Linked DNA regions of Homo sapiens: region 1 is linked to region 2. The links are chromatin loops, found by intact Hi-C in ENCODE. Cell type or tissue: Caco-2. All regions are shown on one strand.

The links. Peaks named below come from ENCODE experiments on the same cell type or tissue, not always from the same donor. Only the 100,000 strongest peaks of a DNase experiment are listed, where the experiment ranks them.
Region 1: a loop joins it to region 2, with 2.4 times the contacts of the local background. A loop is called at or near these places in 11 of 110 quality-filtered maps.

Annotation. Positions count from the first base shown.
Region 1 is chr21:46,018,373-46,026,372 of GRCh38, forward strand. No RefSeq gene overlaps it. Among named protein-coding and RNA genes, the nearest start is that of COL6A1, 41 kb to the left of the region's middle. RefSeq lists an enhancer at 4,555-5,054. In Caco-2, no CTCF peak of the experiment used is centred here; DNase peaks (open chromatin) are centred at 4,329 and 7,042; H3K4me3 peaks cover 424 bases.
Region 2 is chr21:45,966,880-45,974,879 of GRCh38, forward strand. It overlaps LOC101928796 (a long non-coding RNA gene), which reads left to right and starts at 6,091. Exons shown (of 2, transcript NR_109931.1): 1 at 6,091-6,297; 2 at 7,215-8,000. RefSeq lists silencers at 3,536-3,830, 6,469-6,538 and enhancers at 6,799-6,848, 7,158-7,958. In Caco-2, CTCF peaks have their summits at 3,944 (motif pointing right) and 6,916; DNase peaks (open chromatin) are centred at 3,952, 6,962 and 7,502; H3K4me3 peaks cover 1,480 bases.

The DNA.
Region 1 (8,000 bases), 51 kb after region 2:
ACACATTTTGTTTTAATGCCAGCATTTTACATTTTCTATTTATAATGTTTTATTTTCTAACTCTCACTGTATGAACTTCTTTCAGAAGTGGGATGTTTTCCTTATGGTGATCTGAAAGGGTTACACTGTTCAATTATTCCACTTTTTTCTTTCATATATTATACCCTATATTAGTCTCCCTGGGCTACAATAACAAAGTACCACAGACTGGGTGACTTAAACAACAGAAATTTACTTTCTCTCACAGTTCCGGAGACTGGAAGTACATCAAGGTGCCAGCATAGGTGATTTCTGGTATAGGGGAGGATCTCTTCCTGGCTTGAAAACAGTGGCTCTCTTGCCAGGTTCACACATGGAAGGAGATTGTGAGGGTATAGAAAAATATTTGGTGTCTCTAAGGACACTGCTCCTATCAGATCAGTGCCTGACCCTTATGACCTCATTTAACCTCAATTACTTCCTGTTTTAAATACGGCCACACTGGAAGTTAGGGCTTCAACATACAAATTTGAGAGAGGAGGAGGCACAAGCATTCAGTCCATAAAACACCCCAACACTCTTTTTGTAGATTTAGCACTTTAGACAATGTCTATTGAACATATACGTTAAAAGATAAGAAAAGCAGCAGACCTTCTCTTACCTACTTTTCTCACCTCTCCTCCTCTTACCTACTTTCTGATCTTTCCTGATTATAATTTTTTTTTTTTGGACAGAGTCCTGCTCTGTTGCCCAGGCTAGAGTGCAGTGGCACGATCCTGGCTCACTGCAACCTCTGCCTCCGTGTTAAGCAATTCCCCTCCCCCAGCCTCCCAAGTGGCTTGGACTACAGGTGCACGCTGCCACTCTGGGCTAATTTTTTGTATTTTAGTAGAGATGGGGTTTCATCATGTTGCCCAGGCTGGTCTTGAACTCCTGAGCTCAGGCAATCTGCTGGCCTCAGCTTCCCAAAGTGCTGGGATTACAGGCGTTAAGCCACCGTGCCCAGCCAATTCATTCTCATTTTTATTTTAGTTCTTCCTATGGCTCCCTTTAGAACTGTTACTTCTTGATGTTTTTCCAACTTAGAAACTATCTGTGCCTTCCCACTGTGAAAGACCAGTATTCTAATACACTTACACTCCTTTCCCCAAACCTCCTGATTTGTCAACTTCACCTCATAAGGATTTATGTCATTTTCTTCCGAGACTATCTAAAAGTTGTTGAGACTTGGCTTTCCAAGCTGGCAACCCCAGCCCTAATTCATAAGGAATCACCATGGGTCTGGTGGGGGCAGGAGGAAGTAAGGTGAGAAAGGCCACAATTCCTCTGAAATTCCCACCTCCTTTCCCATCTCCTTCAGCCCTCTCCTTTTAGAGGAATCATTGGGGGGCAGAGAGGGGGGCATTCCCTTGGGCTCTGACTTCTGTCCTCTCCCACTGCAGCTTCCAGGCAGAGTGGAGGCAGGTGCTGCTTTGATGCAAGGAGCTGATTTCCCTTCCTCCACTTTCAACAGTAAAGGCTGTTGCTGTTTGTCTTTTCTTGCTCAAACCGTTGTGGTTCATATCCTTGGGTGTGAGGGTAGTGAGACAGGGGGCTTCACCCAGCTCCCTAAACCAGAAATCACTGACAATTCTTCACAAGTACAGAGTAGGTGCTATGGTCCCTAAATTACTGAAGAGAAAACTGGGACTAGGGGAGGTGACTTGACTTTCTCCAGGCCCTCAGGCAGTGGATGGTGGGGCTATAACATGGAGCCTTCTCCCTCCTTGTCCTGTGCTTTTCCTTCTCCAGTTGGGTAGAGACAGAAACATTTTCTAACCACAAAATTAAGAGAGCTTCATTCACCAGAGGTGTCTTGGTGGAAAGAGCTCTCATTTTCTTTGTAAAAATTCGACAAGTACTGAGATGAAGGGCAAAAGTGTTGGCACCCATTCTCCTCATTATGGCTACTTCAGAAAAGGGAGTTGGCATAGGTGTACCTACAATGAACTGAAGAGTTTACAGTCACTAGGGGAAATGTGGGAGGGAAGAGAAAATGCTGAGGCTGTGGAGGGGTTAAGTCTGGGGGATAGCAAAGTGGACTTCAGAAGTCCAGGTACATCTTAGTGTTTCACAACATGAATACCCTCCGCCAGCACCCCATGTAGCAGAAAGCTTTTGAGGAGTGCCACATTGTAGAGTTCTGCACCCAGGTGAATATAGGGCAGGACTGCCTACAGCATACAGACCCTGGTCCTAAGACGTGAAATCAGGAGGAGAGTCTTCATGAAGTAGAAGACCCCCCCACCCCACCCCAGGAGAACGCTGGACTTTGACATGCCTAGACTCAAAGCCAAATGTATCTGGCTCTTTGAAGGAAGAGCAGAACTTGAACTTGACAGCTTCCTTGCTTTAGTCCTTGTTACTGTGCCAGAGGCGGCACAGTGCTGAGGTTAAGAGCATAGGCTCTGGAGCTGACCTGCATAGACTCAGATCTCAGCCGTCAGGGCCTCCATTTGCTCATCTCTGATGTGGGAGTAATAACATCACCCATGGCAGAATGCTGTCCTGAGGGTTCAAGTGATCTTTGCAATGCACTTAGACCAGTGCCAAGGGCGTGGTAAGTACGATGGGAAGTATTTAAATACAATGTGTAAAGCTGGATAAAAGTGTCTATCGCATGGCTATAAGATGAGGTGAGGCTGGATGCGGTGGCTCACGCCTGTAATCCCAGCACTTTGGGAGGCCGAGGCGGGCAGATCACGAGGTCAGGAGATCAAGACCATCCTGGCTAACACGGCGAAACCCCGTCTCTACTAAAAATACAAAAAATTAGCCGGGCGTGATGGCGGGCGCCTGTAGTCCCAGCTACTCAGGAGGCTGAGGCAGGAGAATGGCGTGAACCTGGGAGACAGAGCTTGCAGTGAGCTGAGATCGTGCCACTGCACTCCAGCCTGGGCGACAGAGCAAGACTCTGTCTCAAAAAAAAAAAAAAAAAAAAAAAAAAAAAAAAAAAAAAGATGAAGTGAGGAGGGGATGAAAACTGCCTCACTCTCTAGGCTGCTCCACGCATATGAGCTGCAGCCATCCACTGCTGCGCTTTTTGTTAAGACAGCATTCCTAGGTCAGATCCCCACTACTTTTGCCTTCATGTTGCTTTTCTGTGGGTTCTGTCTCCTGTTCAGCATATTTATATATCTTTTGCCAGTTGGATCTGAGGTTTCCCCTAGGGCTTGCGTTTGATCTCTTCTCCCAGATGGTTCCCAAATGTGGCGGAAAAGGCTGAGGTCAGCTGCCATAGTGCTGTTCAGACTTCCCTGTGGTAGAGCACGTACAGGATGGCTGAGCTGAGGCTTGCGATGTCTGAACCACTCCAGGAGACTGAGGGGACAAGTACGGTAAGAAGTCCCAGACACACAATGGACTTCCCATGTGTCAAGCTGCCTCCCACTAACTGGGGGCACAGAAATGACCCTGCAGACTCCAGGCACAAATCGGGAAGGGACCTGGAGCCATCACCTGGACTCGATGGTCGGCCATCTCCTCCAGGTGGCCTTCAGTCCCAACCTGAGCAGGCTTTCAGAGCAGAGGTCCTCTGCTGGCTTCACATGCATAATTTGGAGGTGGGAGAATCTTTAAAGATTCTGATGCCAGGCCCAACCCAGACCAAGTCACTCCCACCATCTGGGCTAGAGCCCAGGCCCAGCTAGCTGCCATTGACTTGGAGGAAAAGCAGCCCACAGGCTCAGGTCTGGGATGTTAGCATTCCTTACGTGATCTGGAAGCTACAAAAACCAAACAAAACACTTTGTTCAAACACCACATGGCGGAGGATGAGGGCCACTCGCAGCTGCGCACGAACATTCCTTCCGTGAGGGAGATGAGCTTCCTCGCGGCCTTTCTGGAGGACTCGGATTGGCAATACTTGCAATGTAACAATGTCTCCCAAACCAGCTTCCCGGAAAATGAAAAGCACTTCGGCATTCACCCTGGAGCAGGAGGAGCTTTCAAAACCTGCAACAGGCCCCAGAGCTCGAAGGCCCTCAAGGGTGGGGTTCTGGCTGCTGCCGTCCGTTCTGCTCCAGCCAGCGGTGAACTCAGTAGCCTCGGCGTCCCCAGAAACCCCGCCCTCGGAGCCTGGGCTCCCGCTTCCACGCTTGTTCCCCTGGGGTCCTGAGGGTGCCACCACACGGGGACAGGGGCTGCAGCGAGACAGCAAGTGCCTGGGGAGTCCGCACACACCACACGATAAGCAGCCGCAGACCCGGAGCTGAGGCTGTGGTCCCGAAGAGAAACCCTTCCCAGATTCCCCCAGGCTCCTAGTCCTTGCATCTCATTGGCTGGAGGGGCATCACGTGTGCATCTCTAAACCAATCACAGGCTAGATGCACGGTGGCCTGGCTCCTGCTTGGCTCTGGATGTGCATTTCCAGTGATGTGGGGCTTCCAGCGGCATCCATGTTCATCCACCTTGGGCTGCCCCTGCCTCACCCTCCCAGCTGAGTGGGAGCCTCTTTCTGGTCCAGAGCCTCCTGCTGGGCTGCTTGGTGACCGCCTGGCTTGGGCCACCTGGGCCCGCTGGTGGCGGTTTGCACAGCTGGGGCTGTGTAGTCCCCAGCGGCTGGCCAGACAGGCTGTGCCTGCTCTCACTGGACCCATGGGGTAACTGAGGCACAGGGCCGGGATCCAAACGCAGCACCGGGTCCACAGCCGGCGGTGTTGATGACTCCACTGAGCAGGTGGTTGGTCCCAGCTTGGAGTCGTCTGCGTCTGCCCCCTCCTCTGGGGAATCGGGGGTGATGGCATCACCCACACCCGTGTGGACGGTGTTGCAGGCTGTTACCTCACACGCCTCAATGTCCTGGTTCAGCCACCTTCTGAAGTGGATCCTCTGCCTTCCCATGTGTCGCAGATGAGGCAGTGAGGCACAGAGAGGTCAAAGGTGCCCACCCAAACAAACGCGGCTAGAGTTGAGGAGCCAGTGTCCGCAATCCAGGGTGACTGCATTCCGAGCACCACGCCGTCCACCTGTGCGGACGCGTCCGCGCTCTAGGGTGAGCTTCAGGATGGTGTCCAGGCCAGGCCTGTCCGTTATGTGTGGTTATGGCAAGTCTTTCCTAACTGTCCAGAGTTTTGATGGACTCAAGCTCTCTCAATATCAGGAACTTTAAAAAAGGAAAGAGTCCACCCAGGTCTGAATGTAGATGTTCCTGATGTGAGCAAAGAAAAAAGGAAACCCCAGGAGGGGAAGCTTATAATTTTCACCTCAGTGGCCAGGACCAGGGCAGTGTGGGCTGCGGAGGGTGACTGCAAGGCCTGGGGTCTCCAGGATGACTTAGGAGCCATAAAACTTCCTCCGCTCGGTTTCTGTCGTCACCGGTCTGCTTTGCTGCAGTGACAGGCAGTAAAACTGTTATCTTCAAAATGCCTTGTCTAAAAGGCAGCCAAGAAAGGAAAACCAGGGAAATGCATCCCATTCATGCTGATGTCAAAAGAAGAGGCGATTCCAGAAAAAAAGCCTTTGAAGGAGCAAGATAATGGAAACACAGCTTAACATGTGGTCCGGGACTTAGCATGGGAAAGGCGTCACTTTTCCAGAAGCATCTGGTTCAAAGTGTTGGTGTCATGTGAGAAGAACCAGCATAATACTGGACGGGGGTCTTGTGGGCAGGCTGTGAGGGGCTCTACATGACATGCTTGCTCCCTCATGCCTTACACTGCAGTGCTGAGTACCCTAAGACCTGAACCCAGAAATATCTGCATGTGGACCCAAAGGTATGGGTCAAAAGTGTGAAATGAAACAGTATTTTAAAGAATTAAAACTAGAAACAAAGATAATATCCATCAGCAGGGAATGGCTAAATAAATTCCAGCATATTCATACTGGAGAATAACATGCAGCCACTAAAAAGAATGGGAGAGCATCAGGGAAGTACAAGTTAAGACTTTATGAGGCCCTATCACATACCCAACAGAGTGACAGCACTCTAAAAAGGCTGATAATACCAAATGTGGTGAGGACGTGAAACAACTGGAACTTTCATACACTCCTGGAATGCGAAGTGATTCCATCATGTGGGAAAATAGGCAATTTCTGTTAAAGCTATATATACATCTCTTCATGATACAATCATTTCACCCTAAGCAAAGTTAGAAAAATCAGTGAAATGTCCAACAACAATTCACAGCGACTTCATTGATAACAAGCCAAAAACTTGAAGCAACTCAATTGTCTATCACTTGGCTAATGGAGAAATAATTGTAGTGTAATTCATCAATGGAATAGTATACAACAATAAAAAGAATAAGCAATAGAGACACATGACAGTATGGATGAATCTCACAGACATTATTTGAGCAAAAGAAGTCAGGCACAGTAGAGTACATACTACACACTTCCAATTATTAAACTTAAGAACCGGAAAAATCCAAACCATGATGCTAGAAATGAAAATAATGGTTTTCTCTGGGAGACAATATTGACTGGGAAGAATAATGATGGAAATGTTCTATATCTCGATATGAGCAGTGGTCACACAGTGTAAATATATCTAAAATTTATTGAGCTATACAATTGAGATTTGGGCATTTTGCCATATGTAAGTTATTCCTCAATTTTTTAAAAAAAGAAGACAAGGAAAGTTAATGATTAACTTTGATTTTTTTATTTTTTATTGTGCTTTTAGTACTCTACCAATAATGAAAAGGCATTACGTCTGTTTGAAAAACAAAGTATAAGTGTTTAAAGCTCTAAATTATAAGGTAAACCTATTTGTGTTCACATGAAAAAAATCCATGACACACTTTGACTGGAAAAAGAAAGTAGCAGAATGCCAGATACAGGAGAGTTCTGCTTTATATTAACATGAGAAAGACTTTGTTCCCATGAGAACAACAAGAGAAACTCAAACAAAATTAAAATTGTACTTTTCTAAAAGACTGGGGTGGGGGTCGTGGTCAGGCAGCAGCATGAAGAAAGCCTTGAGAACTGAATTCCAGAAAGAAACAAGCATAGGCAAGAAAGAGAGATGACAGCTCCCAGGCTTCCTACTGAGGTCTGAGGAGGATCGGCCTGCTGTGGATAAGAAACTTTATGGGGACAAAGTGCTGTCTGCTGAACTTTGGGTGGCAGTATGAACTGATGGGACAAATTGGAGTCTAGAAAAGCCACAAAGGCAAGGATAGAGCACATAACCTGAGCAATTCACCTTCCCCACTCCAAGTTTTGACATAAACATAGCAGTGGAGGAAGGGTGGCTAAGCAGAAATAAACCATAAGATCTCATACTTGCTGTGATTAATGGATTCCACACCCCTGCCTGAGTTGAAACTGCAACCAGCCCCCTCTAAGACCAAACACTGACAAGTCTGAAAAACTCTATCTCAGGAATTTGAAGTTGAGTAATCACAGGTTAAAGCTGCAATTTTTTTTTTTCTCAAGGAGATTCTAGGAGAAAGCTGAGTGATTGGCTTCTCACCCTCACTACATTCTGAGGAAAGGAAATGCATGTCTAAGGAACCAAAACAAAAATGCTTCAATCTTCATTATTCATTTATACACAATGTGCCAAACAACAAAAATATATAAAACATGCAAGTAAGTGAAAATGTATGGTTTATACTTAGAAGAAAACAAAATCTCTAGAAGGAGATGATTATCAGATGAACCAGTAATTGGGAAGAGAAAATACTAAAACAATTATTTCAAATGTGGGTGAACAAATGGTATATTTCAAAAGATGAATGTGAATACTAATAGACCATATGAAAGAAAAAAATCAATGGGTGGGCTTCAATTGTATAATGCAGAAGAAAGAATCACGAACTTGAAGGTCACTGGAAAGTATTCAAACTTTTTCCTCAAGACAAAGGAAAAAGATTTTTCAAAATATGAACAGAACTTCTGCAAAATGCGGGATTATAACAAGAAGTCTGAAATATAAGAATTTGGGATCTAAAAATGAGAGAGAGAAAATGGAAGACAAAAATATCTGAAGAATTAACAGTTTAGATAAAATGGATAAAAACCTTGAAAAACAGACC
Region 2 (8,000 bases):
TTCTATAAAAGCCCACGAGAACAGTGTTCAGTGAGCTTTTGGAGTTGAATACATGGAAGGTCCTGGAGGGTGCTGCCCGGGGAGGACATGGAAGCAACAAGCCCCTCCCCCTTCCCTCCCCCTCGGCCTCTTCATGCGTATCCTTTGCAACATCCTTTATAATAAGCTGGTAATGTACATAAGTGTTTCCCTGGGTTCTGTGAGCCACTCCAGCAAATTAATCAAACTCCAGCTGGAAGCTGGTTGGTCAGAGGCTCCAGAGGCCCACACTTGCCACTGGTGGGAAAGAGGGAGTGGTCTTGGGGACGGACCCCTTACACTGTAGGAGGTGAAACTAGCTCTGGGCAGGCAGCGTTGGAACTGAATTAGAGGTGCCCGCTGCCTGATGTGTGGGGAAACCTCTGCACATTTGGTTGCAGAAGTCTTCTTCCATGTTGACGGTTGTTGTGGTGTGAGAGCAGAGGAGAAACAGGGTTAGAGTTTCCCCGGCACACACACCTCACACCATACACAAGAATACACCCCAGTGGATTTGGGATCTGAATGTAAAAAATGAAACAAGTACTAGAGGAAATACAGGTGAATTCCTCCATACCCTGAATATGAGGAAAGATTTTTCTAGGAATCAAAACAAAAGATTAATTTGACTACATGAAAATAATAGCATTCTGCATGGCCCAAAACACCACAAAGGCAAAGGAAAATTGAGAGACGAGGAGAAGGTGTGTGCTGCACAATCACAGATGCATAGCTAATATTCCATATATTAAAAAATTCAATATTTGAGGGGGAAAACATCAAAAACTCAACAGAAAAATGGGCAAAAGACATGAAACATGAATAGATCATTTCTCCAAAAATGTATAAAAATGATCTTTAGGCCGGGCGCGGTGGCTCACGCCTGTAATCCCAGCACTTTGGGAGGCCGAGGCGGGCGGATCACGAGGTCAGGAGATCGAGACCATCCCGGCTAAAACGGTGAAACCCCGTCTCTACTAAAAATACAAAAAATTAGCCGGGCGTGTTGGCGGGCGCCTGTAGTCCCAGCTACTTGGGAGGCTGAGGCAGGAGAATGGCGTGAACCCGGGAGGCGGAGCTTGCAGTGAGCCGAGATCCCGCCACTGCACTCCAGCCTGGGCGACAGAGCGAGACTCCGTCTCAAAAAAAAAAAAAAAAAAAGATCTTTAATTATATGAAAAGTTGTTCAACTTCATTTGGAATAAGAAATAAAAATTAAAACTACAGTGAGAGGTCCTCTCCAATCTCGTGTTGTGACAGTTACAGTATTGATGAGGCCGTGGCCTCTCACTGGCTGACGACTCCAAGCTGCACAGCCGTGCGGAAGGCAGTTCAATCCGATAAAACTCCGTGACCCAGCAACTCCACGTTACGAATTCACACCGAAGAAAACCTCCAACGATAGGAAGACTTGTAGGCACAAGGTCATTTGATGCAGTATAATTGGTGGTTGTGAAATACCGGAAAAAATTAAATGCTCCTGTGTAGACGTGTGTTGGCTAAGCTAAGGTACTGCCACATAGTGCCTTCATGCAGCTGCACAGAGAATGAGGATGGTCTCTATGACCCAACACGGAGTGATTTCAATGTATGTTGTTAAGTGATGAAAAAAGGCAAAGAGCAAAAGATTATAGTAGGCTATTTGGGGTGAGAAAAAAGAGAAATAAGAAAATAATATACATGCATCATTTTACTTTTGCAAAAAGAAACACAGAAAGGCTAAATGAGAATTGAGAATGTCTGGTTGCCTCCAGGAGGTGGGTGGGGCAGGGCAGAAAGGAGGGGGAGACGGGAGTGACCACTGCGTGAGCAAACCCTTCTGTAACTCCAAACTTCAGAACATGTTATTGTCTCCCCTACTCAGAAACTAATAACTGAAACCAATAAGCGTGGGGAAACAAAATGGAATCGACACTCATTTCATTTCAAATGGATAATATAAGCACACTGGATGCAAGGGAAAGGGGAGGATAAGACATTTTTTAACAGGCCAGGCATGGTGGCTCATGCCTGTAATTTGGGAGGCCAAAGTCGGCGGATCACCCGAGGTCAGGCATTCGGGACCAGCCTGGCCAATATGCTGAAACCCTGTCTCTAGTAAAAATACAGAAATTAGCCAGACATGGTGGCAGGCACCTGCAGGTGCAGGTGCAGCTACTTGGGAGGCTGAGGCACGAGAATCGCTCAAACCCAGGAGGTGGAGGTTGCAGTGAGCCGAGATAGCACCACTGCACCCCAGCCTGGGTGACAGAGCGAGACTCTGTCTCAAAAAAAAAAAAGAAATTTTTGAACAAAGTATTTTGACCATGTACTCATAGGCCAAAGATCCCTCAAAATTATAAGTAAATATTATAATTGTATAATTATCTATTTATATATAATTATATTATTAAAAAATTATAAATAAGCTCTACACAGTAGGTTTGCTTTTCACACAGGTAGGGATTAGCAACCCTGAAGCTGCTTTCTGTGTATTCTCGGATGCAGCAAATAGACAATTACACTGTGGCTGGTGGGGGTCTGGTCTCCACTCTCTGAAAAGGTGTTACAGTGGCGGGAAGGCAGCCAAGCAGACACACAGGTGTGCATGGGTCAGTGGTGTTACAGACTGACTGTGTCCCTCCCGTGTTCATATGTCAAAGCCCTTAAGCCCTAATGTGAGTGCATTTGGAGATGGGACCTGTAAGGAGGTAGTTATGGTTAAATGGGGTCATAAGGGTGGGGTTCTAATTTGACAGGACTGGTGTCCTTCTCAGAGGAGACACAGAGATTGTTCTCTCTCTGCAAGTGGACAGAGAAGAGGCCATGTGAAGAAATGAGAAGGCAGCTGTACGCAAGCCAGGGAGGGAGGCCTCACCAGAAACCAACCCTGACAGCACCTTGACCTTGAACTTCTAGCTTCCGGAACTATGAAAAAATTAGTTTCTGTTATGGAAGCCTCCCACGGTATGGCATTTCATTACAGCAGCCCCAGTACACTGAGGGATGGTAGCTGGAGGTCAATAGATGAATAACAAAATTAGACGGATGATAGACAGGGATATCATTGTCCGTCTTAAATTACCAGACTCAGAAAATATGATTAAGCATAGAGTTTACTGGAGCCCAGAGCTTAAGGACAGCCACCTGGGAGCACAGGTTCAAGCTGCCCTAAATCGAAGCTCCCATTAGCAGCAGCCTCTGACTCCCGCCCGAGGGCCCCCAGCACTACTGTGGAATTCCGGCCGGAACACACAGCCTGGACCTGGTCATGAGAAACGGCCCCACAAGCCCAACTTGAGATGCATTTTACAGAATAAGTGGCTTAAACGTCTCAAAAACGTCAAGGTCAGGAAAGGTCAAATTAAAGGAGACAAAGAGGTAAGAGAATAATGTAACAGTGAGCCAGCACCATTCCTGCCTCTGCAAAGGGGAAGGTGAGGGGATTGTTCCCATTATCAGGGGAAAGGGGTTCTCAGGAGACCTGGAGAAACGCCCAGGCGTAGCCTGGCCTGGGGCAACTGGAGCCGACCACTGCAGTGGGCTCTGGCAGGCACTGCGTCTCCCCCGAGGTCTCTGCTGAAAACAACGACCACGGAGGCCCTGATGCCTCCTACCTGGGCTGTGACCCTGGCCTAGGGCTCCTCGCACCTCCTGCACCCCACAGCCTCCGGGCCAGGCTCCGGCTCCCACCCAGTCCCTGCAGCCAAGGGAAGCCGCTGCCTGCAGGCCTGGAGGGCTCCCTGTTCCAGCTGCTCCCTCACTGGCCTCCGGCAGGGTCAGGACAGAGAGGGGGTGGCAAATCCACTGACCCCAGCGGAAGCCTCGCCAGAGTCTCCCAGGCACCGGTGGACCCAGGCATCTGGGGCCAGCGGGGAGGCCACGGAAAGGGGACAGTGCTGGCTCTGGGCCCCTCGGGGGACCGTCCTGCACTGGTGCCCATGGGCAGCAGAGGGCGCCCCTGACCATCCCTCCATGGCGTCCGCAGGAGCCTCACCAGCCTCAGGGTCCAGGGGCACCCACCCAGCTGTCAACCTAGCTGTCTGGAGTGAGCTTCAGTGGGAGGGGAGGAGGGGGCCTGCGATTGTGCAGGGACGAGGCTGGGGGAGCAGAGACTCCAGAAACCGTGTCCCACACCCCGCACTGCCCCTCACTGTGCAGCCCCAGCCTCCCTCCTAGAGCCCCCCAGCTGCTAGGCTGTGACAATTGCTTGTGTATCTGGACCCAGCAGGCTACAGGTCACTGTGACCTTGGGGCCTGGGGTCCCAAAGCCAGGCTGCCTGCCCCCGTTTCCCCCACCGCCATCTCCAGAGCCACCATCACCAGTTCTGCCACCCTCGGCCCTCCCTGTCACTGCAGGGCAGCCCTGGACTCGCTCAGACCCTGAGTTCAGACCCTGGGGTGCAGAGGCTGATGGCCCGGCGCTGGCCTCCTGAGCCCTCCTCACCCCTGGGCACTCACTGAGTACTGGGCCTGCTCTCCTGAGGGCAAAAGAGCACCCAACCCCTCCCCCAGCTCTGAAACAACCCTCAGATCCTGATGCTTTTGGGGTCACATGTTTGGGGAGGGAACTGGCAGTAGCCCAGGAGCCCTAGATCACGGAGGTCACCCTGCTGAACGCGAGGGTCTCTGCCTCCCAAGGGTGGGGACTCCAGAGGCCGGGCACCTGGGAGGGCCTTGCTCTGGGCCCTCCGGCCTGGCTGTGGCTGGCACCCTGGGACCCCAGACCCAGCCCAGAGCAGGGATGGCTGCGTCTCGCTCCCAGTTTGTCCTGATCCCAGAGCCTCCAGCCACAGCTCCGTAAGGTGGGCACTGAGATGGCCCTGAGGCCTGGAGGCCCTGAACGGAGATGAGGTCTCTTTCCACAGACCAGCCGCGTTCCCACCGCACCCTCTCTTTGGGGTTTGATTGGCCCAGGGAGTGTGAGTGTTCCTGAGAAGCCCAGATGTTACCCAGGCACTCGGCCCCAGGCTCTGTGACTCCCATGTGGGGACAATGGAAACCAGATGCTGGGAAGCTGGGCTGGGTGGGCGGGCCCCTGGCAGCTGTGTGCTGCGTCCATCTGGACTGGTCTCTGAGCCCCGGGCCTGTGGACCTCGGCCTCATGGGAGCCCCAGCTCTGTCACTGTTACTCCCTCCATCAGCTCCCACCGACAGAGTGGACATTCTCTTGACAACTTGAGAAAACGGAGCTTCTGGGAGCCTGTGTCCCGACCCGAGCTCAGGCAACTAGTGGGTGACAGAGCTGGGACCGCACCCAGTTCTGACTGCCCCAGCTTTCCTGGCACATCCAGCCTGGGGTATACCAGGCAGGATGCCAGCAGTTTCTCTGAGCCACGGTGTGGTCAGGCAGAGAGACGGAGGGTCTGAGTGGCCCCCTACAGATGCTGTGGTCCTGCGTGGAAACCCTCTGGGTGTCTGAGGAGTGGGGTGATGTGGGACTGTGACCACCCATGTTCAGCTCCCTGCAGAGTGGCAAGGAGCCCCCCGCCCCCGTCTCTCTGGGACCCAGCCGGAGTGGGGGCTGCTGGTCTGTAAGGGATCCTAACCCTTTCTTCCCTACTGCCCCAGCCTCGTTAAAACTGCTGCATGCCGGCGGGTGAGCGGGACATGGGGCAGCCCCCGCAGCTGAGCTCCCCACTGCCGGGGGAGGGCCTGTGTGGAGCTCCGAGACCAGGTCCTAGAAGCCCCTGGGCCCTGCCCTGCGCTGCGAAGGGAACCGGGTGTCTGAGCATGGGGCCGGCAGGACCGACAGCATCGGGGCTTGAAACCCAGTGCTCGGGAGCCCGCCCCTCCCCCCACGACCTTTTGGGCCCAGAAGCCATGATGGGGGCACAGAGGAGGGAGTTTCGGGCCCCGGCCCGGGGTGCGGGGTCTCACACAGGGACCCCAGGTCTGAGCTGTGCCACTCGTGCAGCCCTGGCCCTCCGCAGCCTCGGCAACCCCACCCGAGGGCTCCCACTGCTGCCCACAGACATCTCAGGGTCTCCCGGGCCGGGTCAGCGGCGCCGGAACAGGGTCTCCCGGGCCGGGTCAGCGGCGCCGGAAGTGATTCTCGTCAGCAGGAATGCGCTGGCTGCCCGGGAGCCTTCAGGGTGGGCTCTGGGGGCCAGGTGCGGCCTCAGCGCCGTCCCTTCCCGGGAAGCCTCCTCCCTGGGGTCCACGCCGGCTCCTGCTGGCTCCCCCATTCCGCTGAAATCTGAGGAAAAGGCTCTGGGAACGCAGCCAGACTCCCCCACAGCTCAGACGGCTGTAAAGAAATATTCCTGCCAGATGTTCAGAGGCGGAGGCCAGCATGAGGTAACGGGAAAGGCTTAACCCGTCCAGCCCCGCAGCCTCGCAGCCGCCTCCGGGGCCCAGCTCTAGGGGCTGCGGGCCCCGTGCCGTGGGGGACGTCCCTGCCGCGTCCGTGTCCCGGGGGCCGGGCCTGCCTGCGGCGGGAGCCCACCCCGTGCGGTCAGACGGGCTCAGAGCGCTCTTCTGCAGTCTCCAGCCCTCCCTGGAGGGCGTGTTGGACCAGCCCCTGATGGGCGCCCGGGAGCCACGGGATGGGGCGTGATGCCAGCCTGGGAGAGGGATCCACTCGGGGGTCCTCAGGAGGCGGTGCCAGCCCCCGGCATGGCTTGGGGGAGCCTCTGTGTTGCCAGCGCTGGGCAGCCCTGGACCCCCCGCCACCCTTTGCCTCACGGGCCCTGGGTTTCAGGGCAGTGGCCTCTCAACCCAGCGAGATCACAGCGCCATCGAGACAGTCTTTCAGTCTTTTTTTTTTTTTTTTTTTTTTTTTGCGTCTCTTTGAAATGACAGTTCCCAGAACCAGAGCTTCTATGGCGGATTCTCACCAGAAAATGAAATTCTCAGCTTACAGGCAACGGAACAAAATGAAATCAGGCCAATGCACGCGGCCCCGGGAAGCACCAGGGGGCCTCAGCGAGCTCCTGAGTTTCACACTCAGTGCGGGGGTTTCCGCCTCAGCCCCTCTTAGCGGGAGTCACTAAAGGAAACGCAGAGAGGGCGGGAACGCAACCCCAGCACCCTGCGGCTCCCGCCACGGGGTCGCGCCCTCCCTCTGATATCCAGAGCCTGCGGCTCCCAGAGGCGCTCCCGGAACAAACCGGGGCGCGCAGAGCTTTCTTCGCCGCTGTCTGGGGGCCGCAGGACTGTCCCAGGGCCCGTGATTGACGGACCAGTCCCCGGCATTGAGCCTTGTGTCTTTCCAGTTACAGGCGATGCTGCCGGAAACGTGTGTTTTCCTATCTAGGAGTCAGTCTGTCGCAGACCGATTCCTGGATCGCCGAGGTCGCCCACTCTCCCCAGAAGCCTGCTCCCTCCCGACCCGACCGGTGGGAGGCCGCGTCCCCGACGCTTGCCAGGAGCCCCGCCTGCAGCCGAGGCGTCCTCCCCGCGCCGCGGGCTCCTGTGGCAACGGCCGCCTCCCGGCTGGCCTCTTTTCTGCCTTCTGCCTTCCCGTTGGCGACTGGGGAGGCCCGTGGTCAACGAGGCCCCAGCGATCACCTGGGGGACGTCCTGTAGGGAGAGCCTGACTCACAAGGACCAGTGTTGAGCCGTCGCACCCCCGCTTGGGACCAGGATGGGCTGCACTTTCCCCACCCGCGGCCCTGGGACCCGCCCCACCCGAAGCCCGGGGAGATCCAACCGCAGGCTGCCTCCGGCCAGCGGACTCATTCACACTCCGCAAACAGGCTGGGGCCAGACGCCGCCCTGCCCTAGGTGCCCAGCAAACACGCGGGCCAGCCAGACCCCTGGACCTTCACAGGGAGGAGGAGATGGAGATGGGTTCACCCCCCACAAAGGAGGGAGGGGAGGGGATGGCCGCCATGCCCAGGTGCCGGGACAGGAGCCGAGGGCCGCGTGCACCCCTTGGGCCCTTGGAGGGGCCGGCATGTGCCTCTCTGTCCCTGTGCCACTTCCACTGGCCGTACAGGGCCACCACCGCGGAAACCGCATGTGTAACCCCTGGAAACAGGGTCCTCCTTGATGAGTCA